3 separate regions of the Homo sapiens genome follow, and all the other regions are linked to region 3. The links are chromatin loops, found by intact Hi-C in ENCODE. Cell type or tissue: endothelial cell of umbilical vein. All regions are shown on one strand.

Region 1 (8,000 bases), 300 kb before region 3:
GAAGAGAGACTGGGGACTGGGAGACAGTGACGACGAGACCACCCTGCGGCAACACAGAGAGCACACTTGGGGGGAAGCAGGCCACAGCCCAGTGGGAGTTCCAGACGACAATGGACAAGCAGAGAAGCACTGCTGGAAGGAGTAAGATGGAGACATTTCCAGAACTAAACAAAGACGTAACTCTTTCAGCCGGGCGCGGTGGCTCATGCCTGTAATCCCAGCACTTTATTTATTTATTTATTTATTTATTTATTTATTTATTTATGAGACAGAGTCTCGCTCTGTTGCCCAGGCTGGAGTGCAGTGGCGTGATCTTCGCTTACTGCAACCTCCGCCTCCTGGGTTCAAGCGATTCTCCTGCCTCAGCCTCCTGAGTAGCTGGGACTACAGGCCCGTGCCACAATGCCCAGCTAATTTTTTGTATTTTTAGTCAAGACGGGGTTTCACCGTGTTAGCCAGGATGGTCTCAATCTTCTGACTTTGTGATCCACCGGCCTCGGCCTCCCACAGTGCTGGGAATACAGGCATGAGCCCCCGCGCCCGGCCATCCCAGTGCTTTAGAAGGCTGAGACAGGTGGATCACTTGAGGTCAGGAGTTCGAAACTAGCCTGGCCAACATGGTGAAACCTCCGTCTCTACTAAAAATATAAAAGAGTAGCTGGGCATGGTGGCAGGCACCTGTAATCCCAGCTACTCAGGAGGCTGAGGCAGGAGAATCGCTTGAACCTGGGAGGTGGAGGTTGCAGTGAGCCAAAATCATGCCACTGCACTCCAGCCTTGGCGACAAGAGGAAAACTCCATCTCAAAAGAAAAAAAAGAAATAATCCCTTCCCTAGGCCAAGTGCAGTGGCTCAACACTTTGGGAGGCTGAAGTGGGCAGATACCTGAGGTTCGGAGTTTGAGACCAGCCTGGCCAACATGGTGAAACCTTTGTCTCTACTAAAAATACAAAAAAAAAAAAATCATCTGGGTGTGGTAGCGCACGCCTGTAATCCCAGCTACTTGGCAGGCTGATGCACAAGAACCCAGGAGGCGGGGGTTGCAGTGAGCCCAGATCACACCACTGTACTCCAGCCTGGGTGACAGAGCAAGACTCTGTCCCAAAGAAAAAAGAGAATAGGACGGGCGTGAAAGGTGGCTCAGGCCTGTAATCCCAGCACTTTGGGAGGCCGAGGCAGGCGGATCACCTGAGGTCAGGAGTTCAAGACCAGCTTTGCCCACATGGTGAAACCTCATCTCTACTAAATATACAAAAATTAGCTGGGCATGGTGGTGGGCGCCTGTAATCCCAGCTACTTGTGAGGCTGAGGCAGGAGAATCGCTTGAACCCGGGAGGCGGAGGTTGCGTGCAGTGAGCCAAGATCGCGCCATTGCACTCCAGCCTGGGCAACAGAGCAAGACTCCGTCTCAAAAAAATAATAATAAAATAAAATAAATAAAAAAATAAAAATATCATTTTCTTTGATTTGTTTCACCAGCAGGCATCTGTAAAGGTAGTGCTTTTTTCTTTTTTTCTTTTTTTTTTCCTGAGACAGCGTCTCATTCTGTTGCCCAGGCTGGAGTGCAGTGGCGCCATCTCGGCTCACTGCAACCTCCGCCTCCCGAGTTGAAATGATCCTCCTGCCCCAGCCTCCAGAGCAGCTGAGATTACAGGCGTGAACTGCCACAGCCAGGTTTTGTTTGTTGTTCTTGTTTTTCTGAGACGGAGCCTTGCTCTGTTGCCCAGGCTGGAGTGCAGTGGCACAATCTCGGCTCACTGAAAGCTCTGCCTCCTGGATTCACGCCATTCTCCCGCCTCAGCCTCCCGAGTAGCTGGGACTACAGGCGTCCAGCACCACGCCCAGCTAATTTTTGTATTTTTAGTAGAGATGGGGTTTCACGGTGTTAACCAGGATGGTCTTGGCCTCCCAAAGTGCTGGGAACATAGGCATGAGCCACTGTGTGCAGCCTTTTTTTGTATTTTTAACAGGGATGGAGTTTCACCATGTTGGTCAGGCTGGTCTCGAACTCCTGACCTCAAATGATCCACCTGCCTCGGCCTCCCAAAGTGCTGGGATTATAAGCATGAGGTACCATGCCCAGCCAGAAAAATTCTTAAATGCTATGAATGCTTCCAATCAGAAAAGCCAAGTCACAAAAGAATAATATTTCCAAAGAACTGAGAGAAAATAACTCGACCTATACTTTTATATCCGCTATTTGAAGGACAAAAATGCATGGCAATATTATCATACATATGCGTGATACATATTTCTATGCATACATATGTGTATGCATTTCTGCATGTGAAGACCCCACTAACCACATACCTTTACTGAAAGAATTACTAAAGGATATACTTCAGCAAGAAAAAAAAGACTCGGAGAAGGCAATACATAAGAAATTACTGTAACCACAGAAGTTAACAAAATACACAAATAAATTTGATGAACAGATGACTGAAAATGTTTTTTCATGTGTGTTTTTAACAGTAAAACTAAAACTCCATGTAACAATAATAAGATGGAGAGATTGCTGCTTACTAGGTGGTAAGGCATGTGAAGATCCTAGTCATACACAGAGAGAGGAAACAAAACTGAGTTCATTCAGGCTTTGTTAGGATAATATATAGTTTAGAACGTGTGCTAGCCGGGTGTGGTGGCTTGTGCCTGTAATCCCAGTGCTTTGGGAGGCCAGGGCATTGCTTGAGGCCAGGAGTTTGAGACTAGCCTGAGTAACATAACATAGTAAGACCCCATCTCTTTAAAGAAAAAAAAAAAAAAAAAAAGCCAGGCCTGGTGGCACACGCCTGTAGTTCTGGCTTCTCGGGAAGCTGAGGTGGGAGGATTGCTTGAGCCCAGGAAGTCTAGGGTGCAGTGAGCTATAATTGTGGCAGTGCATTCTAGAATGGGATACAGAGCAAGACCCAGTCTCTAAAAAAAAAGAAAAAAGAAAAGAATGTATGCTAAACATATGAGTAACCCCTAAAATAATAGAAATATATGCCATCGGTTCCAAATAAGCAAAAGAATAATAATAAAAAAAACAACCAGAACACTTTTACCCATCCACCAGAAGTCAGGAGAGGAGGAATAAAAAAGATAAAGAATAAAAGGAAAAAGTAAGTATCCATTATGAAGAGATCACAAGTATGAATTCGTACACAACTAAAAAGCTCAAAATACATAGAGCAAAAGCAAAACCTGAGAGAGACCGATATGAAAAGACTGATAACCCTATGGTTTCGTAATTTTACTGCTGAGATTTGCTCCAACATTAGGAGACTATGATGCTTTTCAAGTTTATTGAAACACATGCAAAACTTCATTGTAACCAGATCACAAAGGAAGTCTCCACAACTGCGGGTGAAGTACATCTACCTGCTCTGCAGGTTCTATTATGGTATGAGGCCACCACTTCTCCTGTTGTCCTTCCCAGTTTCTCCCCAACCTCCCCTTTTCCCTAGTTTATAAGACAGGAGAAAAGGAAGAAAGCAAAAAGCTGGAAAGAAACAGAAGATAAATAGCTAGATGACCTTGGCGCCACCACCTGGCCCTGGCGGTTAAAATAACAATAATATTAACCCCTGACCAAAACTACTGGTGTTATGTGTGAATTCCAGACGCTGTATGAGAAAGCACCGTAAAACTTTTTGTACCGTTAGCTGATGTATGTAGCCCACAGTCACGTTCCTCACGCTTACTTGATCTATTATGACTCTTTCACGTAGACCCTTAGAGTTGTAAGCCCTTCAAAGGGCTAAGAATTTCTTTTTCGGCGAGCTCCGCTCTGAAGACACGAGTCTGCCGACGCCCCCGGCCGAATAAAAAAACCTCTTCCTTCTTTAATCCGGTGTCTGAGGAGTTCTGTCTGCGACTCGTCCTGCTACACTATGACCAACTAGCAATTCACCTAGAATCCACGATTTGCCCTCCAGCCCCGCAAAGCTCCGTCCCTTACCGCGGGGAACCTCCCCCCAGCCCCTGCCCACGGCGCCCCCAGCTCCCCCCCTCCCCCGGCCTTGCCCGGCGGCGCCCGCCCCTCCCGGCTCCCCACCGCCGCACCCCCACCCCACCCGAGCCCCGCTCCGCCTCGTCCTCGTGCGCCCGCGGCCCCCTCCACCTGGCGCGGGGCTCACCTGCACGTGCGGTTGTGCGCGGCGGCGAAGGAGGACGGGGCTCGCGCCAGCGTGAAGTTGAGGAAGCCGCGCAGGTCGTGGGCGCGGGTCCACCGGTAGTAGGCGCGCGGCAGGAAGTCGGACGAGAAGGCCAGGAGGAAGGCCTGGGCGCCGGAGGGGTCAGCGCGAGGCGGCCCCCGCTCCGCCCCTGCGCGCCCCCGCTCCGCCCCTGCGCGCCCCCGCTGCCCCCCCGCCCCGCCCCTGCGCGCCCCCGCTCCGCCCCTGCGCGCCCCCGCTGCCCCCCCCGCCCCGCCCCTGCGCGCCCCCGCTGCCCCCCGCCCCTGCCCGCCCCCGCCGCCCCCCCGCCCCGCCCCTACGAGCCCCCGATGCCCCCAGCCCCGCCCCTGCGCGCCCCCGCTGCCCCCGGCCCGCCCCTGCGCGCCCCCGCTGCCCCCCCCGCCCCCGCCCCTGCGCGCCCCCGCCCCGCCCCGCGCTCCCGCCCGGGCCTCACGTTGCTGATGACCGCCAGGTGCGTGAGGCCCGCCAGGATGTGGAACCAGATGCCGATGTCCTGGGCGCGCTCGGCCACCGGGCGCCGGTACTCGCAGACGAACTTGCGCGCGTCCAAGCGGATCTCCACCCAGTTGTTGAGCAGGGCGAAGAGCGGCGCGAGCGGACAGGCGGCCACGAAGATGGTGACGAAGCCGAACTGCAGCACTGCGGGGAGGGGGTCACGGCCGGGCTCTCCGCCACCGTCCGCCCTCAGCCCTCGGAACGCGCCCCCCGCGGAGGACCGGCCAGTCCACGTGGTGCCGCCACCCCATCGCGGCTCATTCCGCCCCCACCTCCTGGTCTCCCTCGTCCTGGACCGCGCAGCGCCAGGGCCGCCTCTCCTGACCGGCCTCAGGCCGGCTGTCCTGCCCTGCGCTCCGTGCTTCTGGCTGGTCACGGGCCTTCTCCGGCTCGGTGAGCTCAGGAACTAACTCAGGGCAGGCGTTGGGGCAGAAACCTGCTCCTGATTTTACAACCAGCTTCTCCAGTCACCCCACAGGGGAGCTGTTAGGAGAGGGCTCTTTGGAAGGGGCTTCTGGGTCTTCGCCGAGAATTACTAGTGAGATCATTGGGGTCCAGGGTTCAGTGGAGGAGGGTCAGGGCGTCCACTCCTCGCCCTGGGAACTGGCCTGCTCCCTTTCCACAGATGCCGCGGCTACGCTGGGGAGCTCCGGGGCCTGCCGGCTCACATGCCCGCTTGCTAGGTTAAGAGCTGCCTGCCGGGCACAGTTTCTCACGCCTGTAATCCCCAGCACTTTGGGAGGCTGAGGCAGGTGGATCACCTGAGGTCAGGAGTTCGAGACCAGCCTGGCCAACACGGTGAAACTCCGCCTCTACTAAAAATACAAAATTAGCCGGGCGTGGTGGTGGGCGCCTGTAATCCCAGCTACTCGGGAGGCTGAGGCAGGAGAATTGCTTGAACCTGGGAGGTGGAGGTTGGAGTGAGCCGAGATGGCGCCACTGCACTCCAGCCTGGGCGACAGAGGGAGACTCCGTCTCAAAAAACAAAACAAAAACAAACAAACAAACTGCCTGATGATTCCTTCTCCCTTTTGTCAGCTCAGAGTCAGACCCTGCACTGCAGGGACGGCACAGGTGATACAGACCCACCCTCCAGAGTGCACCACCCGTGCAGGCAGTGAGCCCCTGGCACTGGCCACCACCTGGTAAGGTGACAGTGGTAGGTCTGCAAATAGCGTGGGCATTGAGATTTCTGGGAACATTGGCTCTCCAGGCCGCTGCCTCCCACTGTGGCTTCACCCTTGGAGGACTTCTGTCAGCCCCCAGGGCCTGCTCTCCTAATTCTTCCCTTGCTCTGGCCCATGCTTTCTAGGTCCAGGGACCCCAGGGGAGCTCTGCAACGGCCGCGGGGGCCTCCTCCCCGTGCCGGTGCCCCTCTGTCCTCAGCCAACCCTCTTGGGCACTCTCAGGGGAAAAGAATTCCTTTCTGGATTCTCCACAGGCCCGACCCTCTGTTCCCACCCCACCCCCACAGCACATTTCAGGGCAGATGCAGACACAGGAATGTCAGGCTGGGAGGCCCTTGAGCAGAGTGGCCACCCATCCCTGCCCACGGCGCCAGCCATTGCCGCAGCTGCTAACGGGCTCCTACCCATTTCCAGGTACTCGTCAAACAGACCCTCACAGGGCACAAGCTCATAGTCGTCCTCCCAGGGCCCCTGGCTAGCCCCTGCAGAAGCTCCCGCCTTCCTCTTCTTGGAGCGAAGCCGGAACTTCTGCCACCAGCCCTTTAGCTTCCTGGGGACGGGAATACAGGAAAATGGCCTTTGATCCAACATGGGTCTCAGTGGCTGCTATAGTCCTTGGGGGAGATGTGGCCGGGACAAGCCTGTTGCTTTGCAATTGAAGGGCAGCAGGGAGGGATGGGGTCTGGGGCTGAGGGGTGGACGCAGTGAGAGCCAACAGCTTTGCAGATCGGACTCAGTGAAAGCGTCTGTGTCTGTTGGTCAGATGTGGGAGGGCAGTCCACCCGCCCAGCCCCCCGCATTGTTCCTTAAGGCTTTAGGGGTAATGGGCTCCTCCCGGAATTGCAAAGCAGTGCCAAGAGCTCTGCCAAGGTTGGGAGGGAGTGGACGAGGACGACTGTGGTGTCCCAGGGAAAGCAGATGTGGAGGCCCACGTGTTGGGTTCGTCCTACACAGGGGCATGTGTGCATGTTGCCTTATCACACTGTCACTCATCCGTGCCCTGCTCCTGCCAGGCACAGAGCTCCACCCTGCACCTTATGGTCTTGTGGTTTCACAGCACCAATAGTTCCAAGAGGCAGGGCCATCTCTCGGGATGTGGCATGGCCACCATCTCCCAACTGCTATTCCTGGTGGCCCAGAAATGTCAGTGCTGATTTGGGAGCTGCCTTCTGGGGGCAGATCAGGTGTTCAGGGGGCGCTGGGAGGGCGTTCAGGTCAGTCTGGCCTTGAGCGGGAGGCGAGGCCCTGGGCAGCCTCTTTGAAGGACTCTGGCTATGGGAGCCTTGTGGTCAGGGTGTCCCTGGCAGGGGCATCTGAGGCAGACGTGTGTCTGAGGATCAACCCTGGGACCTCCTTTTCCTCCTCCCTCTTGTGCTGCGTTGGGGCCTGGGGATGCCAAGGAATACTCTGGCCCAGCCGCAGCATCTCTGAACGGACAGAGCCATCACCCCAGCCTTGGGTCCAGGAGCCCAGACCCCCTCCCCAGCCAAAGCTGGTCCCAGGGGTAGCGTCTCCCACAACTACAACCCAGAAGACCTCAGCCAGCCACAGGGCAGCTGCAGGGCGGGCAGCCCAGAGCCCGGGGCAGACGGCCGGGCACACTCCCCCTCCCCCTCCCCAGGCAAGGTGCCTTCCCTTCACCTCTTCTCCCAGCTAGGGCCGGGCTGGAGGCTGCTACTGCCAGGTGCTCTGGGGTCCCTCGGTCCTTGGATGCCACCCAGGGAGGAGTGGGGGACTCACGGGATGAGGACCTCCTGCATGTTGTTGATGACCTGCTTGCCCACCATGATGACCAGGAGCTCCTGTGCCAGCTCGATCAGGCAGCCTCCAGCCGCGCACTACGGCAGCAGGGCTCAGGTTAGCTGGGAGAGGGGGACCAGCCACTCACCCACGCATCCCTTCTTGTCTCAAAGCTGGCCCTCATCCCGGCCCCCACCTCCCTCCTGACATGCCTTGGGCACCTGGAGGGTTGCAGAGATGCTCCCACCATAACACTCCCTCCCGACCTCACAGGAGCCCCCAGGTCCAGCTGGAAGACTGCATTGGAAAGCTGCAGGGGGCACTGCTATATGTACCTAATGGCACCCCAGTTTTCCTTTGGAGACCCACAAGGGGTTACATGGGGCTGACTGTAGCCTCTGGCT
Region 2 (8,000 bases), 64 kb after region 3:
CTTCCTTCCACTACCTGCTGGCTCTTGAATTCTTTCCTGAGCAAAGCAAAGAATCTCCCCTGCATCATAGTGACTGGTGTTCCACAGAGGCTGGCATGGATGCCATTGAGGAGAAGGGGGTCTGAGCGAGCTGGGTTCTCCTTTGTGCATAGCCCGCACCCACTCACGAGCCTCTCCACCTGGAATTCTGCCCTGTGGAGGGGGGATGTCCACGCCCACCCTGGCCTGCATCTCAGGGATTTTATGAGCATCATTGGGCATAACGTGCCACAGTGAAACCTGCCCAATTGTCCCATAGAACGGATGTCGATGGTTTCTTTTGAATAAACACAGAAATTGGCCCTCCCAGTCTTAAAACTTGAGAAAGCTACATCTGTCTTATCTGAGTTCCTTTCTCAGGAAATTGGCCTTCAGTCCTCCCAGATAGTCTGAAGGAATGGAGACTCACCAGATCGTGGCATCTAGACAAAGGGATGCCAGACCCTTCCCCCGTCATGGCTGCCTGTCCGGCCACCTGCTTCCTCCTGACCAACTCCTCTTCCTCACTCTCCCTAGTTCCTGTTTTCCTGCATATAGTTACATTTCTGCTCTGTAAACCTCTAATTTTAGTTGATCAGGGCGATGGATTTGAGATGCATCTCCCACCTTCTTGGCTGCAGCTCCCCATTAAAGCCTTCTTATTGGCTTTCTGTGTGGCAAGCAGCAGGACTGATACCAGACTCCTGGTGTTTTGGTAACAAGAGGACACTTGGGAAACTACAGCCACGAATCAGCTCAGCCCCAGTGCTGATGAGAAGCTGGTGGCCTTGCCCTTCTCAAGGATTTTCTCAGGAAAATCAATCTGATGCCTACTTGAGATGCACTTTTTAAATTGATTTTTTTTACAATAAAAGTATTGTGTGCTCATTGTAAACACTTTTAAAACATCAAAATACATTGTTTTAAAAATTAAATGCCTTTATACCCTCTATTTAGATGAGCCCACTTTTATTTTTTTTTGAGATGGAGTCTGGCTCTGTTGCCCAGGCTGGAGTGCAGTGGTCCGATCTTGGTTCACTGCAACCTCCGCCTCCCAGGTTCCAGCTATTCTCCTGCCTCAGCCTCCCAGGTAGCTGGGACTACAGATGTGCACCACCATGCCTGGCTAATTTTGTATTTTTAGTAGAAATGGGGTTTCATCATGTTGGCCAGGCTTGTCTCGAACTCCTGACCTCGTGATCCACCTGCCTAGGCCTCCCAATGTGCCGGGGTTACAGGCGTGAGCCACCACTACCAGCCAAAGCCCACTTTTACAACGGTGGGGGTGTGTGTCACTTTCTCATGTTTATTTTGCCACGTTTTTGTCCGTATAACTGAAATCATTCAATATACACTGATATTTGAATGGAGTAAACACCAGAACAATCTTGGGCCCCAGTGGAAGGTAAAAGAAAGGACAGACTGGTGCTGTGCACTGTGTGATCTACCATCCCACAGAACTTTTGAAAGAAACAACTGAAGTCATCTGACAGCACTTAAAGAGGCAGCGTCGCTACCCGTATGCATCGGAGTGACTTGGCCACAGCTTAAATTGAACGTTTTACCAAGGCATTTCCAGGGTGAATCTCCTTTCTTTGGATCTGCTGGATGCCAGGAAAGCGGTTTATCACTCTCGTGTAGGGAAGGGTGACAAGCAGGCCAGGGTGCTCCCTCGGCACTGGATCTCGGGGGTCCTCACCACCCTGGCAGATCAGAGAGGCCACTGCACCTAAGCTGTCTGTGCAGACAAGCGGCTCTGCTGGGCACCTGCTTTCCTCCCAGGGATCTGGGATCTGCAGGCATGCCGGGCAGAGGGTGCAGCATGACCAGCCCCAGAACAGCCCTGGCACTGAGGCTCTGAGGCACTGAAGGGCTTCCATGGTTGGGACATGTCACACGCGTCACCAAAACGTGGTGCTGGGGAATGGCATGCGTCCCGCGGGCTGCAGCTGGAGAGGACGCTAGAAGCTCGCGCTGGTTTCCTCCATGCTCTGCCCCGTGCCCTGCCCTGTGCTGACTGTGTGTGTGTCCTTTCCTTGTAAAAAAATCAAAGATCAGCAAGCCCTCCTGGAGAACTGTCAGCCTGGAGCCCTGGCAAACCTGCACAGCCACCTGTTTCCACCTCAGGCAGTGGTGTGGTTTCCCTCCACACGGTTGATTCTTGGTTAGAGCCACAGCTACTGTCCTCAATGCTGACAACCTTGTTTTCCCATCCTGGGCAAGTTCTGAGGTTTTGATTCATTAATTCATGTTTTTGTTTATTCACCATCATTTATTGATAATCTTCTCTGGATTAATCATAAGAGAATAAATGATCATGAATAAAACAGTGAGAAAATGCACAGGCTCACTGCTCCAATGTGCTGGCCCAGAAGTGGGGACCTGGGCAACCGCATGGTAAGACCTCAGAGGAGAGGCGGCCGCGGCAGGGAGTGAGCAGGAGGGAAAGGAAGACTTTCTGGCGGAAGCCACATCTGAGCCAAGATCTGCCTGGGGAGAATGGTTAATCTGGGCATGAAGATGGGGCCCAGAGCAGCAAGGCCTGCTGGACAGCACCCGCAAGACCCCCGGTAGGAGGGGAGGGTGCAGCCAGGATCAGAGGAAGGACAGTGTGGCCAGGGGGAGGTTGCAGGGTGGCCAAAGGGTGTGTGGGGCCACAGGAAGGATTTGGGTTTATGCTGAGAGCCCCGCGGAATCATGGGAGGATGGACTCTACCTACAGCAATGGCAGATCACAGCAGAGAGCCTGGAGGGTCTGCTCGGGAAGGCAGTGCCAGCTGGGGCTGGGAGGTGTTTTGAACTAAATTGTGCCATCCAAAATGTATGTGTTGAAGTCCTTGCCTCCAGTCCCTCAGGATGTGACCATATTTGGAGATAAGGTCTTTAAAGAGCTAATTAAGGTTAAATAAGGCTGTTAGGATGGACCCTAATCCAACCCCACTGTGTCTTAATAAGTAGAGGGGATTAGGACACAGACATGGGGGGCAGCCATGTGGAAACACAGGGAGAAGACGGCCATCTACAAGCCCAGGAGAAAGGCTTCTTTTGCTTAACCCCTTCACAACTCTTCCCCTGGTTCCCCAGCGTGTGTGCTCTAAATAGTCCAATCTCCACCGCTCCCGAAGTGGGTGGCCCTGCCACTCCCAGGCGAGGTCAGGATTACAGGGAACAGCAGGCAGAACGTGCGGGGCCTGCGGGTGTGCGAAACACTCAGCACACAAAGCTGTTCTCAGCATGAGAGTTAAGAGCTCTGGGCAGCGCCCGGAGTGCGGGCATCTTTTTGACCTGAGCATCCTCCCTGTGGGGTCCTGGCCAACGTCTGAGCCCCTGGGAGACCCCACGAGGCTCTGCCCAGATCAGTGGCCCCAACGCGGCAGCTCAGGCTTGACTTACATATCAGCAGGAAGCCCAGGGGACGGAGCTCCCGGTGGAGCCAGGACCAGCTCAGGGGGGACGGGTCTGGGGTCAGAGGTCACCACCCTGCCCAAGGAGCTGCCAGCCAGGGACTGCAGAGAGAAAGCATAGGGACAATGTGCTGGTCTCTGAGGAAACAGTGACACCTAGCGGCCGACTGTGGCCCCACCACAGGGCACACAGGATTCTTGTTCTTCCTGATGGTGCAAGTGACAGCTGGCATGTCCATGTGGGGCAGGAGGACCTGCAGAAAGGCCCAAAGAGGACCTGTGCCTCCCGCGCCGTCCCTGCCTGGAGCAAGCTCGGCCCGCGGTATGTAGGCACAGACTCCGCAGCCCGCCTGGGCCTGCAGCCTCAGGGAAGCGGCTGGACACCGACCTGCCTTGGGAATCCTGACGGGTGTGCTTGGCCTGGGTGACGTGACAGTGGCCACCTGCAGCACAGTCCATGGGGCTGAGGATGGTGAGAGACAGTGACAGGTGACCTGGCTCTCGGGGAGGGACCCAGCCAGCGGGCCAGGGCTGGTGGAGGCTTCCTGATTTGAAGGAAACTCAGGGGACAGCGAGGGGAAGGGTACCGAGTCACGGAGGGACCCCACGGGTCCCTGGCCTTCGAGGCTTCTGGGGTGGGAGCAGCCTGCACATGGGGTGGATGCAGTGGGGGACGGCAGCAATGGGGGACGGCAGCAGGGGGCCCAGAGTTCAGGCGTGACCAGAGGATGGTCAGGAGGCAGTCGGTCAGGTTTAAGCAGGGAGGGACTTGTTTGTGGATTTGTTTTTCCACTTGAATGACTCAGAGGGTACCCAGGTGGCTCTGACGGGGGTTCCAGTGGAAATGTCTGTGGGGTTCATGTGCCTCTTGCCTTCTGTAGCCCAGCCATCCTGTCTTCATCTCCCCGTCCAGCCTTGGTGCTCCCAGTGCCCTCTGACCCCCATCTGCCACCATTCGTCATCAACAAGCAGTGGGTGGGGCTTTCTCACGCAGGGCTCTGGCCCCTAGACCAGCCTGACTACCCTCCCTGGCTGGGCCTGCCCTGGGCAGCGCCCACCGCCCTTCACTGCCCTGGCTGGGCCTGCCCTGGGCAGCGCCCACCGCCCTTCACTGCCCTGGCTGGGCCTGCCCTGGGCAGCGCCCACCGCCCTTCACTGCCCTGGCTGGGCCTGCCCTGGGCAGCGCCCACCGCCCTTCACTGCTCCTGCCCCTGCACTGTCTCTTCCCCGTGGTGAGTGAGCTGCTATGAAGGCCCCTAGATTGGTCCTTCTGGCCGTCCTTAGGGGCTTCCACAGCCCGGTTCCTGATGGCACTTGGCGTAGCCATGGGCCCTGAACTTCGGGGCTGCTTCTCGGCCTTCTCGACAAGCTCAGTGCCTGGCTCTGCCCTCAACCTGCAGTGTGTCCTTGGGCAAACCCCATCCCTGGCCCAGCCTCCACTTCTTCTCAGGACAGCTCTGTAAGGTCTGTGGGGTGAGCCCTCTTGTTCCTCCCTCAGCTTAGCCCTGGGGTAATGGGGAGAATCTTCTATGGGGAAGGAAGCCAAACCTCCTTGTGAGGGAGGAGGGAGCCTCCCACTGAAGCACACGTCACAGCTGTCCCATTTTAAAATATCTTCTAAGTAATGAGGACGTTCTCCAATGGCACAGACATGAGGACAGTGAAACTGTTGGCGCCAGCACCGGCCTCAACAGCCGGCAGCGTCCTGCTGTCCAGCTTCTTTTCTCAGGACCCCCTCCGTATTACTTGTTTAATTTTGCTGAAGATTTAAAGCAAACCCCGACAGTGTGTTCTTCCACCCAGATCTTCCAGTGCACACCTAAAAAGATGGACCTTTTTCACACAGCCTCAATGCCATTGTCACACTTAAAAAAGCCAATAACAATTCCTTTCTATCACCTGGGAGCCTGGCCATAGACATGTTTGCCCAGTCATCTAAAAGACATCTTTTTAAAGAATTGAGATGTAAACAAGTCCCAGTATCACATGCTGTGGGGCCCAGGACTCAAGCTTTAGTGTCAGCGGTGCTCCTCACCCTCTGATGTGACTTGGTTGTGTCCCCGCCCAAATCCCATCTGGAATTGTAATCCCCTTAATCCCCGTTTTATATATATAGGGAGAGACCTGGTGGGAGGTGATTGGATCATGAGGGCAGTTTCCCCATGCTGTTCTCATGATAGTGAGTGAGTTCTCACGAGATCTGATGGTTTTATAAGGGGCTCGTCCCCCTTTGTTCCTCACTCTTCTGTCTCCTGCCGCCTAGTGAAGAAGGACGAGTTTACTTCTCCTTCTGCCGTGATTGTAAGTTTCCTGAGGCCTCCCCACATGCAGAACTGTGAGTCAATTAAACCTCTTTCCTTTGTAAATTATCCAGTCTTGGGTATTCCTTAAGAGCAGGTGAGAATGACTAATACACCCTTTAAACTTCAATAGTGCTCTCAGCCTCTAATGTACAGCGGTGCTCTCCACCCTCTAACACAACAGTGCTCCCCACCCTCTAAAACACAGCAGTGCTCCCCACCCTCTAATGTACCGTAGTGCTCCGCATCCTCTAACACAGCAGTGCTCCCCACCCTCTAATGTACAGCGGTGCTCCCCACCCTCTAACACAACAGTGCTCCCCACTCTCTAACACACAGCAGTGCTCCCCACCCTCTAATGTACAGTGGTGCTCCCCACCCTCTAACGCACAGCAGTGCTCCTCACCCTCTAACACACAGCAGTGCTCTCCACCCTCTAACACAACAGTGCTCCCCACCCTCTAACACACAGCAGTGCTCCCCACCCTCTAATGTACAGCGGTGCTCCCCACCCTCTAACACACAGCAGTGCTCCCCACCCTCTAATGTACAGCGGTGCTCCCCACCCTCTAACACACAGCAGTGGTCTCCACTCTCTAACACAACAGTGCTCCCCACCCTCTAACACACAGCAGTGCTCCCCACCCTCTAACGCACAGCGGTGCTCCCCACCCACTAACACACAGCGGTGCTCCCCACCCTCTAACACACATCGGTGCTCCCCACCCTCTAATGTACAGTGATGCTCCCCACCCTCTAACACAACAGTGCTCCCCACTCTCTAACACACAGCAGTGCTCCCCACCCTCTAATGCACAGCAGTGCTCCTCACCCTCTAACACACAGCAGTGCTCTCCACTCTCTAACACAACAGTGCTCTTCACCCTCTAATGCACAGCAGTGCTCCCCACCCTCTAACGCACAGTGGTGCTCCCCACCCACTAACACACAGCGGTGCTCCCCACCCTCTAACGCACAGCCCTGCTCCCCACCCTCTAACGCACAGCGGTGCTCCCCACCCTCTAACGCACAGCGGTGCTCTTCACCCTCTAACGCACAGCGGTGCTCCCCACCCTCTAACGTACAGCGGTGCTCCCCACCCTCTAACGCACAGCGGTGCTCTTCACCCTCTAACGCACAGTGGTGCTCCCCACCCTCTAATGTACAGCGGTGCTCCTCACCCTCTAACGCACAATGGTGCTCCTCACCTTCTAATGTACAACGGTGCTCCTCACCCTCTAATGTACAATGGTGCTTGTCACACTCTAATGCACAACCATGCTCCTCACTCTCTAATGCCTAATGGTGCACCTCACCCTCTAAAGTACAGTGGTGCTCCTCTCCCTCTAATGCCCAACGGTGTTCCTTACCTCGAATGTACAACTGTAGTCCTTCTTCACATGGTGGCAGGAGAGAGAAGTGCAGAGTGAAGGGGGAAGAGCCTCTTATAAAACCATAGGATCTCATGATAACTCACTCACTATCATGAGAACAGGATAGGGGAAACTGTCCCCATGATTCAGTTACCTCCCACTGGGTTCTTCCCATGACATCTGGGAATTATGGGAACTACAATTCAAGATGAGATTTGGGTGGGGACACAGCCAAACCATATCACCTGTTAAGCTTCCCAAACCTTATCTATACAAATAGCCCCCAGAACTTCGGAGCACCAACTCCCACTCTTTGGAGTCTGTGCTCCCAGGTGGCTGTCCTTATGCTCTGTGCTCAAGTTAACTGTCCATTTCATCCTGTTTTCTGAATCTCTTTATTTAGGGTTGACAGGGAAGGGATTGGCCATGGTGCCTGGCACACGGGCAGCTCCTGGCAGGAGGCCAGCTGTGCCACAGGTCCGGCCAGTGCTCTCTGCAGGGCTGTGTGGCTGCCCTGCCCTGGCTGCCTGGCCAGCCCACTCTCTCAGATTCTCTCACCAGGGTCCAGACTCCCTGTCCCAGGAGTTTCTGGGCAGCGGAGAGGGAGAGAAGGAGGCAGGCCTGGAGGCTCACCTTCCCCCAGGATCTGAGCTTCCACCAGAAAGGAAACCAAAATATATCCCCCACAAATAAACTTCTTTGACATATTTTGAGATGGCTGTTCAGAGGGCCTGAAAACAGAAGCAGCCCTGCAAAGCTTTCTTTTGTGGGGAAATTTGCATCTGTATAGAAAACCTGCATTGATGCAGCCAGGCTTTTGCTGAGGCCCTCATTTTTCTGTATTTAGGAAAGATAAGCTGAGAGTCTGTATTAGCCTGTTCTCACGCTATCATAAAGAACTGCCT
Region 3 (8,000 bases):
AGGCTGCCGGCCACGATCTCACGGATGCGGGTGGGCACGGGGGTGGGCGAGGCCTGCCGGCCTTCCCCACGCACGGTCAGCGCCCGGTCTTCCCTGCTGGCTGTGGGACTCAGGATGGTGTCCTCCAGTCTCTGAAAGACACCCCCAGAGATACCTGGAGATGGCAGCCCCCAACAGCTGCCAGGCACCCTCTACGATCCCACTGAATGGGAGCCGCCACAGGGCCACCCCAAGGCAGCAGAGTGCCCTGGAGAGGACAGGGTGAGGCTGGGCAGGTCACTCAGGCGCATGCCTTGGTTCTGCACCTGCGGAGTGGGGCTGCGCCTGTCCCCAGGTTCTGGAGAGGAGGACCACACCCAGCCGAGGTCAGCAGGAGCAGGTACTGCGCTTGGGGCTCTGCCCTGTCTTGGTGGGGGCTGGGCTGAGCGCTGGCTAAGCGGTTGCCAGTTCCCTAGGGGATGCTGACAGGCAGGTTCCTTTGCCTCTGCTCCACAAGAAACCCAACATCCTCGCCCACCTGGAGCAGGTGGTCTCACAGCTTGTTTGCACGGTGGGGCCAGAGGAGGGACCTAGATCCCACGCAGCAGTCACAGAGCCCAGTGTGTTTGTGTGTGTTTGTTGGGGGGTGGGGGCTGAGGATGGGTCAGAGGGCTGAGGCTGAACCCATCCTTCTCTGCTCAGCTGCCCACTGCCCCTCCACAGGCTCGGTCCATCGGGACCCAGGTGGGTCCTTCATGAAAGCCGACTGCCAGGGAAGAGGCTCCAATAGGCCCAGAAGTGGGCAGGAAGGCCCAGGACCTGGGCTCACACTCAGGAGGTGTTTGCTGAATGGCTGCCCTTCTGCCCCAGGAGTGCCTGGGTGTCCTGGGTACCCCAGCCTGGTTTTGAGGGTCTTGGGCTCTAATGGCATTTTGCCGGGCAGGGGCACAGCTTGGGGAGGGCCGGGACCCCAGGGCAGGGGACTCCTGCCAGGTGAAATAGATTACCGACTGTGGGCAGGACACACAGGCCGCCTGTGCCAAACCAGCAGAAGCCCAGGCAGGATCCCGCAGGAATACGCAAGGCCACAGCTGTCCCCGGCCTGCTGCCTTAAGGATATCTGAATTTCAGGCAGTGAATTAACTACTAAAGGGTGACTGGATGCTTGCCAGGGGAAGCTGGGAGGGGATGTCCACTCCTAGGGCTCTCCAGCATGGCACGCCAGAGTCCACCCAAGTCCTCCTTGCCTGGCTCCCACGCCAGCACAGAGGACCCCTCTCCCTGGGGTCCGCAGGGCAGCTCCCCCACCTTGTGCCTCCTGGATTTTCCTCCTGACCAGGGTCCACGTGGGTGACCACCTGGCTGCCTCCTGCCTCCCATCTCTTGGCCCTCCCTGAGACCCTGCTTGCGTCCCCGGACTCTGACCTCAGGCCTGGGCTGGTGGCTGTGCCCTGCTCCCCCACCCTCCTCCCAACCCCAGCCAGGCCTCCTGCACCTGGTGCATGCTGTCTGGCTATCCCGGATGCTCCCTGGACACAGGCCTCCTCCTCCATCTGCACCCCAAAGATCGCGGCCCCCCTCGCCGGGGTTGGAGAGTCACCGCAGACCCAGGCTCAGCATGGCGCCTGGAGAGGCCCTATTCCGACTCTGCTGCCCTGCAAAGGGCAGCCACTCAGCAAACGCCTCCCCACTATCAGCTGAGGTCTGGGGCCAGCCCGCCCGTCCTCCCGACAGCCCGTGCACCAGGGTCTGTCTCTCAGTCCCCTGGGAGGTCTTGGGAGGCGCCTTCACTGCAGGTTCCCCCATTGCCTCTTCTTCTGGAGGGAGTAATGGGCCCCCCTTGGGAGCAGCAGCCCAGTGGGGGAGGGGGAGGGAAGTCCCTGCTCCTCCTCCTGGGCCCAGCTGGGACCCAGGTGCCAAGACCACCAACCAGGAGGAGAGCTGCTGGAAGGGGCTCAGCCATTCTGTTCTAAACCCCTTATTTTGCACAGCGGAGAACGGAGGCCCAGCAGGGTGGCAAGAGGCACCCCAGGCTCCTTGATCAGAGACCGTCATGCTCCGCTCAATCCCCCAGACTGGGAAGGGCTCTGCCCCGCCCTCCCTCCGCCTGCTCAGCAGCTCCCGCCCTGCGCTCCCCCGGGCATCGGCGGCGCCACCCGCTAACGGGAAGGCTGCAGCGCGGAGTAAACTTGACTCATTCCTAACATTTACAGAGGGTCACTTATTAGCGGGACGTCCCGAGAGGCGCTGGGGCGTAATGGGTTCCATCTGTGGACGGGTGCCTGCAATAGGCCGCGGCCCAGCTGGAGCCGGAGGGGGGCGCGGGGAGCGCGGGGGGAGCGCAGGGGGCGTTCAGGGGGACACGGGGGGAGCGGGGAGCGCAGGGGGCGCGGGGGCGCGGGGGCACGGGGGGAGCGCATGGGGGGGGCGGGGGACGCAGGGGTCGTGCAGGTGGGCGGGGGGCACCGGGGAAGGAGGGGGCGAGCAGGGGGGCGCAGGGGGACGCAGAGGGGGGCGCAGGGGGCGTAGAGTGGGCGCGACTTTGGAGTGTGAGGGCAGCGCCGCCCCCATGGAACCACCCGGAGGAGAGAAGGGCTGAGGGAAGGAGCAAGCAGGGGAGAGGCAGGGATGGGAGAGGAGGGGAAGGAAGGGAAGGTGGAGGTCGGCGTGTCCGGAGGCCTGTGCCGCCAGCCTAAGCGCTTAGGACCCCGCCGATGCTGCTTCCTTCCCCACGGCTCCAGGGTGGTCCTGAGGGTCGGCACCGCCCACTCCCCAGGCCCCTCCCAGGGACTCTGCGCTGCCACCTGCGCCGGCGGGTACAGGCAGGGCGTCCCCTCCGCGACCTGTGGGTCCTTCTGGGCCTGCCCGTTTCCCGCCCGGGGCCTCTGCGGGGTGGGCCCAGGCTGTGGCCCAGCGTCCGCTGGAGGCTTGTATTCTAGAAGGCCTCGCAGTGGGAGGGAACACCAGGGCTGGAGGTCACTTTCCCCTAAGGCCCCAGACTCACAGCTGAGCCCGGCCCCTATCTCTTCCTCCTGCCCCCAGCACCTTCTTCAGCTCAACCTGCATTAAAGACCCCAGGGAGGTCACAGCCCCTGAGTGGAGCTACGCTAGGGGTAGCTGGCCCACTCAACCCGATCCTGGCCCTGAGGGGGGTGGCCCAGCAGGGAGAGCCAGCGGGTCCTCACTGCTGCGCCACCCCATTTGGTTGTGTGGAGAGGGACAGCCAAACCTTGGGGGAAATGTGGGCTCCCCATATCTCTGCCTCCACAGGGTTAGAGCAGGGCTCCCCTCTAAAAGAGTTGGACTGGGGTCCTTGCTATGCCACCAATAAACAGAGACCGTGGGTGTTACCCCCCACCTCATGTCCCCATCTGTGAAATGGGAGCGTTGGCCATCCAGGCCCTCCTGGATCCCAGGGCCAGGGGCTGAGGCTCTGTGAGGGTGCAGTGGATGGACCACGTGTGGCCTCAGCTGCCTGCCCCCAACTGGCCACCAGCCCCTGGGAAATGCAAGCTGCTGGAATCTTGCCTGGAGGCAAATGACCTCCCACACTCTGATGGAATCAGAACCCTCGTGTGGATCCAGGGTCCCACCTGCACTTTGGCACTTGCTGGGGACCGGGGGTTTCAGGGCTGCTACCAGGGCCTCTCCTCTTACACCCCTTCCCCATTCCAGGGCCTTGGCCAAGACCCTGGAATGGGGGGCCGGGAGGTCACCTTATCATCATGCTGCAGATGGGGAAACTGAGGCCAGGGACACGACCCCAGCTCTCCACTGGGGTGGGGTGGAGCCACAGCGCACCTGCCAGCCCATACTGCCTGCAAAAGGCTTCCGCCTGCAGGGAGGGCGCAGGGACTGTAGGTCTGCACCGAAAAACCCGAGTCTTGGCTTTATCTGGAGGCCACGCTCTTGCGCTGATTCCCATCCCTGCGCCTGGGGCATCACCTTGGAGATGCTGTCAGGGGTCAGAAGACTTGGAGGGAAATCCCCCACACCCTCGTCAAAGCCATCTGAAGCAGGGACGGTCAGGGGCCTGCTGAAGCTCAGACCCAAGGGTCACTGGCCCCACCAGCCCTCAGCAGCCCCACCACCCCGTCGTCCCGTCCTGCTTGGACAGCTGCCTGAGCTGGGGGCGGGAGGGGGAGCACGTCCATCGGGACCCCCGCCCACCCACCAGCAGGCTCCTCGGTCAGCCTGGGTCACCCTCATTGAGGGGTGGACCCCCGAGTGAAGGGTGGGGTGGAGGGCGAACCTCCTGAGTGAGGGGTGGGATGGAGGCAGCTCCCAGCCAGAGGGTGGAGGGTCCCTTCCCTGAGCTCCAACAGTGCCCCCGTGTGGCCGCGAGGAGCGCTGCAGGGGGCTGCCAGGTCCTGCTCTTGTAGAACGGAGGCTGGGGCTGGGGGTTTGGACGGCATCTCGGACCAGTGCTCAGTGGAAAATGAAAGATGTGTGTCCACGAGAGTGAAGGCGCGCGCCAGCATCGGCCCGCAGGGTTCTCCACGCTCTCCACTTGCAAACGTTTTCACATCCATTGTCCTGGCCTGCATTGGAGGCTTCTGGCCTCCGCCTTAATGGGTGAGGAGGGTGAGGCTTGGCACCTCTGAGACTTGCTCAAGAGCACCTGCTCAGCAGCAGCGTTAGGACTGGGACCCCAGCCTTGGGCCCCCACTCGCGCACAAGGGTGGTCACTGATGAGCCTTCCCAGCGGCGGTGTCTGGACTTGGCTCCACTGCAGTTCTCCTCCCCTGTGTGCCCCCTTCCCAGCCTGAGCAAAGGGCAGGGAACCAAGCAGCTTCCGGGCCGGGCGGCAGCCCCTTTCCTCCTGTGTCTGAGCCCAGCCATGCTGCGGCTGCTGCCTTTCTCTCCCGGGCCCTCCATGGCCCTCCCAGCATCCCTGGGCGGGGAAGTCTGGCCTTGCCAGGAGCAGGCACAGCTTGAAGAACACATCTGAGGACAGGGCCTCCGGCCAAGTCCAGCCACCGGACGTCTGCTTGCCGTCCTTCCGCAGCCCGGCCCGCCGCAGAGAGGGCCTTGGGCTGGGTGGCCTCCTGCCAGGCTCCATTTCCTTAGGAAAAAGAGCTTCTCTGTGCCTGGGATAACACCTGGCCTCCAAAATGCTGTATTTCAGCAATTGCTCAGTTTAAGTCTCTGTGTTTGTGGAGCACACTCTGGGCCTGGGCATCACCCAGGAGCGGGAACATGCCTCTGTGGGTGTCAGTTTGCTCCTCAGGTGTTGATAAATCTAGGCCACCCCTGCAGGCAGGACCCCGGCCGGCTAGGCACTGAGGCAGGGATTGTGGATGGGGAGAGACAACTTCTCACTCCCTTCTATGCCACCAACACAATGCTTGGCACACAGACAGGCTCGGACACAGCGCACTGCTCCTGCTCAGAAGACTGAGAGCTCAGCTGGAACTGCCTCAGGTCCGAATCACCAATGGCAAAATGACTCAGAACAAGGAACTCGAGGAGGGCAAGGACCCTGTCTTTCCTGTTTATCCCTGTGTCCCTGGCGCCCACGCAGGCTTCCTGGGGGAGGTGGGATAAGAAAGAGCCCACCAGCTAGAGAGCCCGGGCACTGTGTCCATGTGGAGGGAGCTGTGGAAGCAAAGGTGGAGGGGGTGCATCTCCAGGGGTCTGTGCAGGGTCTGGGGGAGGGGCAGTGGGGATGGGGGTGAGTGAGGCAGAGCAGGAACCTGGCTCCAGACCGTGAGGGCCTCAAATGTTCTGTGGAGGATTGTGGGACACGATCCTTGGACCCCGGGGCTAGTGGGGGTTCCTGAGCGGGAGGATGGGCCCGTGTTGTTAGCACAGTGGCCCTGGCTGTGCCTGACAGGGCCTGGATGTGGCCTGGGAGATTGGGAGATGGGCTGAGCATCTGCCTCTGGCTTGCTTGTGACAGTGCGGAGCTCAGCGACGGGCACCGTGGCCTGGCTGCTTGGAAACCATCCACCGCTCCTGTCCCGTGGTGGGGACCCTAGACTTGGTCCCTTGGGATCTCCTGAGTGATAAGCGTGTCTTCTGTTGGCCTATGAGACGACTGATGGCCAGGGCCCCTGGATAGCCGCAAAGTAGGGGCTGGTTACCAGAAAGACCACGGCACGATTAGAACGTTGGTGCTTTCAGCCCCACACCCTGACATCTGGGGAGGGGAGAGGAGCTGTCTCTGGAGCTGATCACCAACGGCCAGTGATTTAATGAATTTTGCCTACTTAATGAAGGTTCCATAAAAACCCTAAACCACAGGGCTGGGCAGGCTGGGTTGCTGAATACAAGGCAGTGCTGTGGGTGGTTGGTGTGCCCAGGGGCCTGGAGGCTCCGTACCTGCCCCCTGTACCTTGACCTGGGCACCTCTCCTTCCGGCTAGTCCTGAGTTGTGTCCTTTATAATAAACCAGTAATCAAATGGGAAAGTCACTTCCAGAGTTCTGTGAGCTGTTCCAGCAAATTATCAAGTTGAGCAGGGAGTTGGAAGAACCCCTAATTCATAGCCAGTCAGACAGAATACGGGAGGCCCAGGACTTGTGATTGGCATCTGAGGTGGGGCAGCTTTATGGGACTGAGTCCTTAAACTGTGGGTCTGTGCCCGCTCTGGATGGTTAGGGTCCGAACTGGATTGAATTGTAGGACAGCTAGCTGGTGTCCAGGGAGGTGGAGAATTGGCTGGTGTCAGGAAAAACCCACACATTTGGTGTTAAAAGTGGTATGAGTAACAACAGTACAGACAGATAAACCTTGCCTGGAGGGAAGTGCGTACGTCAGAGAGGAAAAGAAGCGGGAGGGTAAGACGGTGCGGTTACTACGGAAGACAGCATGACAGGTCTCCACAAAATTAAATGTAGACTCTCCGCGCGACCCAGCCATCCACTTCTGGGCATCTGCCCGAAAGAATTGAAAGCAGAGGCTCGAAGAAATATTTGTACTCCGAGGTTCACAGCAGCATTTTCACAGCGGCCGGCAGGCAGAAGCTACCCAGGCGTCCATTCAGAGATGAATGAATAAACAGAGTGTGGTCCCTCTATGAGTAGAACATTACTCAGCCTTAAAAAGCAAGGAAATGCTGGCGCCTGCTACAACATGGGTGGACCTCGAGGGTGTCATGCTCAGTGAAATAAGCCCGCCACGAAGGGACAAATACCATCTGATCCACTTAGACAAGGCTGCTAGAGTCACCAAGTTCATAGAGACAGAGAGTAGGATGGTGGGGGCTGGGAGAGGGGGGAATGGGGCGTGAATGTTGAATGGGGGCAGAGTCTCAGTTTGGGAAGATGAAAGTTCTGGGGCCGGGCGTGGCGGCTTACACCTGTAATTCCAGCACTTTGGGAGGTTGAGGCGCGCACATCGCTTGAGGTCAGGAGTTCGAGACCCTCCTGGCTACCGTGGCGAAACCTCGTCTCCACTGAAAATACAAAAAATAACTGGGCATGGTGGCGTGTGCCTGTAGTCCCAGTTACTGGGGAGGCTAAAGCACGAGAATTGCTTGAAGATGGGAGGGCGGAGGCTGCTGTGAGCCGAGATCGCACCACTGCACTCCAGCCTGGGCGACAGAGACCAACTCTGTCTAAAAAAAAAAAAAAAAAAAGTTGTGGACGTGGATGGTGGTGATGGTTGCTCAACGCTACGAATGTGCTTAGTGCCACAGAATTGTTCCTAAAAATGGTTAAAATGGTCAGTTTTATGTTATGTATATTTTCCCACAATTTAAAGAAAAATGAAAAATTTTTTTAAAAATTTATTTTATTTTTTTTGAGACAGGGTCTCGCTCTGTCTCCCAGGCTGGAGTACAGTGGTGCGATCTTGGCTCACTGTTACCTCCACCTCCTGGGTTCAAGCGATTCTCCTGCCTCAGCCTCCTGAGTAGCTGGGATTACAGGCGCCTGCCATCATGCCTGGCTAATTTTTGTATTTTCAGTAGAGACGGGGTTTCACCATGTTGGCCAGGCTGGTCTCAAACTCCTGACCTCAAGCGATCCGCCCGCCTTAGCCTCCCAAAGTGCTGGGATTACAGGTGTGAGTCACTGC

Evidence for each region. Peaks named below come from ENCODE experiments on the same cell type or tissue, not always from the same donor. Only the 100,000 strongest peaks of a DNase experiment are listed, where the experiment ranks them.
Region 1: a loop joins it to region 3, with 7 times the contacts of the local background. A loop is called at or near these places in 5 of 110 quality-filtered maps.
Region 2: it touches region 3 in a loop (7-fold over the local background); 7 of 110 quality-filtered maps call a loop at or near these places.

Annotation. Positions count from the first base shown.
Region 1 is chr2:241,214,499-241,222,498 of GRCh38, reverse strand. It overlaps ANO7 (anoctamin 7), which reads right to left. Exons shown (of 25, transcript NM_001370694.2): 18 at 7,597-7,694; 19 at 6,261-6,406; 20 at 4,608-4,813; 21 at 4,118-4,260. Among named protein-coding and RNA genes, the nearest start is that of ANO7, 30 kb to the right of the region's middle. RefSeq lists enhancers at 3,463-3,562, 5,670-6,201 and a silencer at 4,906-5,035. In endothelial cell of umbilical vein, no CTCF peak of the experiment used is centred here; a DNase peak (open chromatin) is centred at 4,828; H3K4me3 peaks cover 1,344 bases.
Region 2 is chr2:240,846,970-240,854,969 of GRCh38, reverse strand. No RefSeq gene overlaps it. Among named protein-coding and RNA genes, the nearest start is that of AGXT, 18 kb to the left of the region's middle. In endothelial cell of umbilical vein, a CTCF peak has its summit at 3,589 (motif pointing left); a DNase peak (open chromatin) is centred at 3,569.
Region 3 is chr2:240,910,857-240,918,856 of GRCh38, reverse strand. CROCC2 (ciliary rootlet coiled-coil, rootletin family member 2) reads right to left here. Exons shown (of 32, transcript NM_001351305.2): 2 at 1-131. Among named protein-coding and RNA genes, the nearest start is that of CROCC2, 8.5 kb to the right of the region's middle. In endothelial cell of umbilical vein, a CTCF peak has its summit at 4,346 (motif pointing left); DNase peaks (open chromatin) are centred at 4,346, 4,556, 4,976 and 5,426; H3K27ac peaks cover 1,070 bases.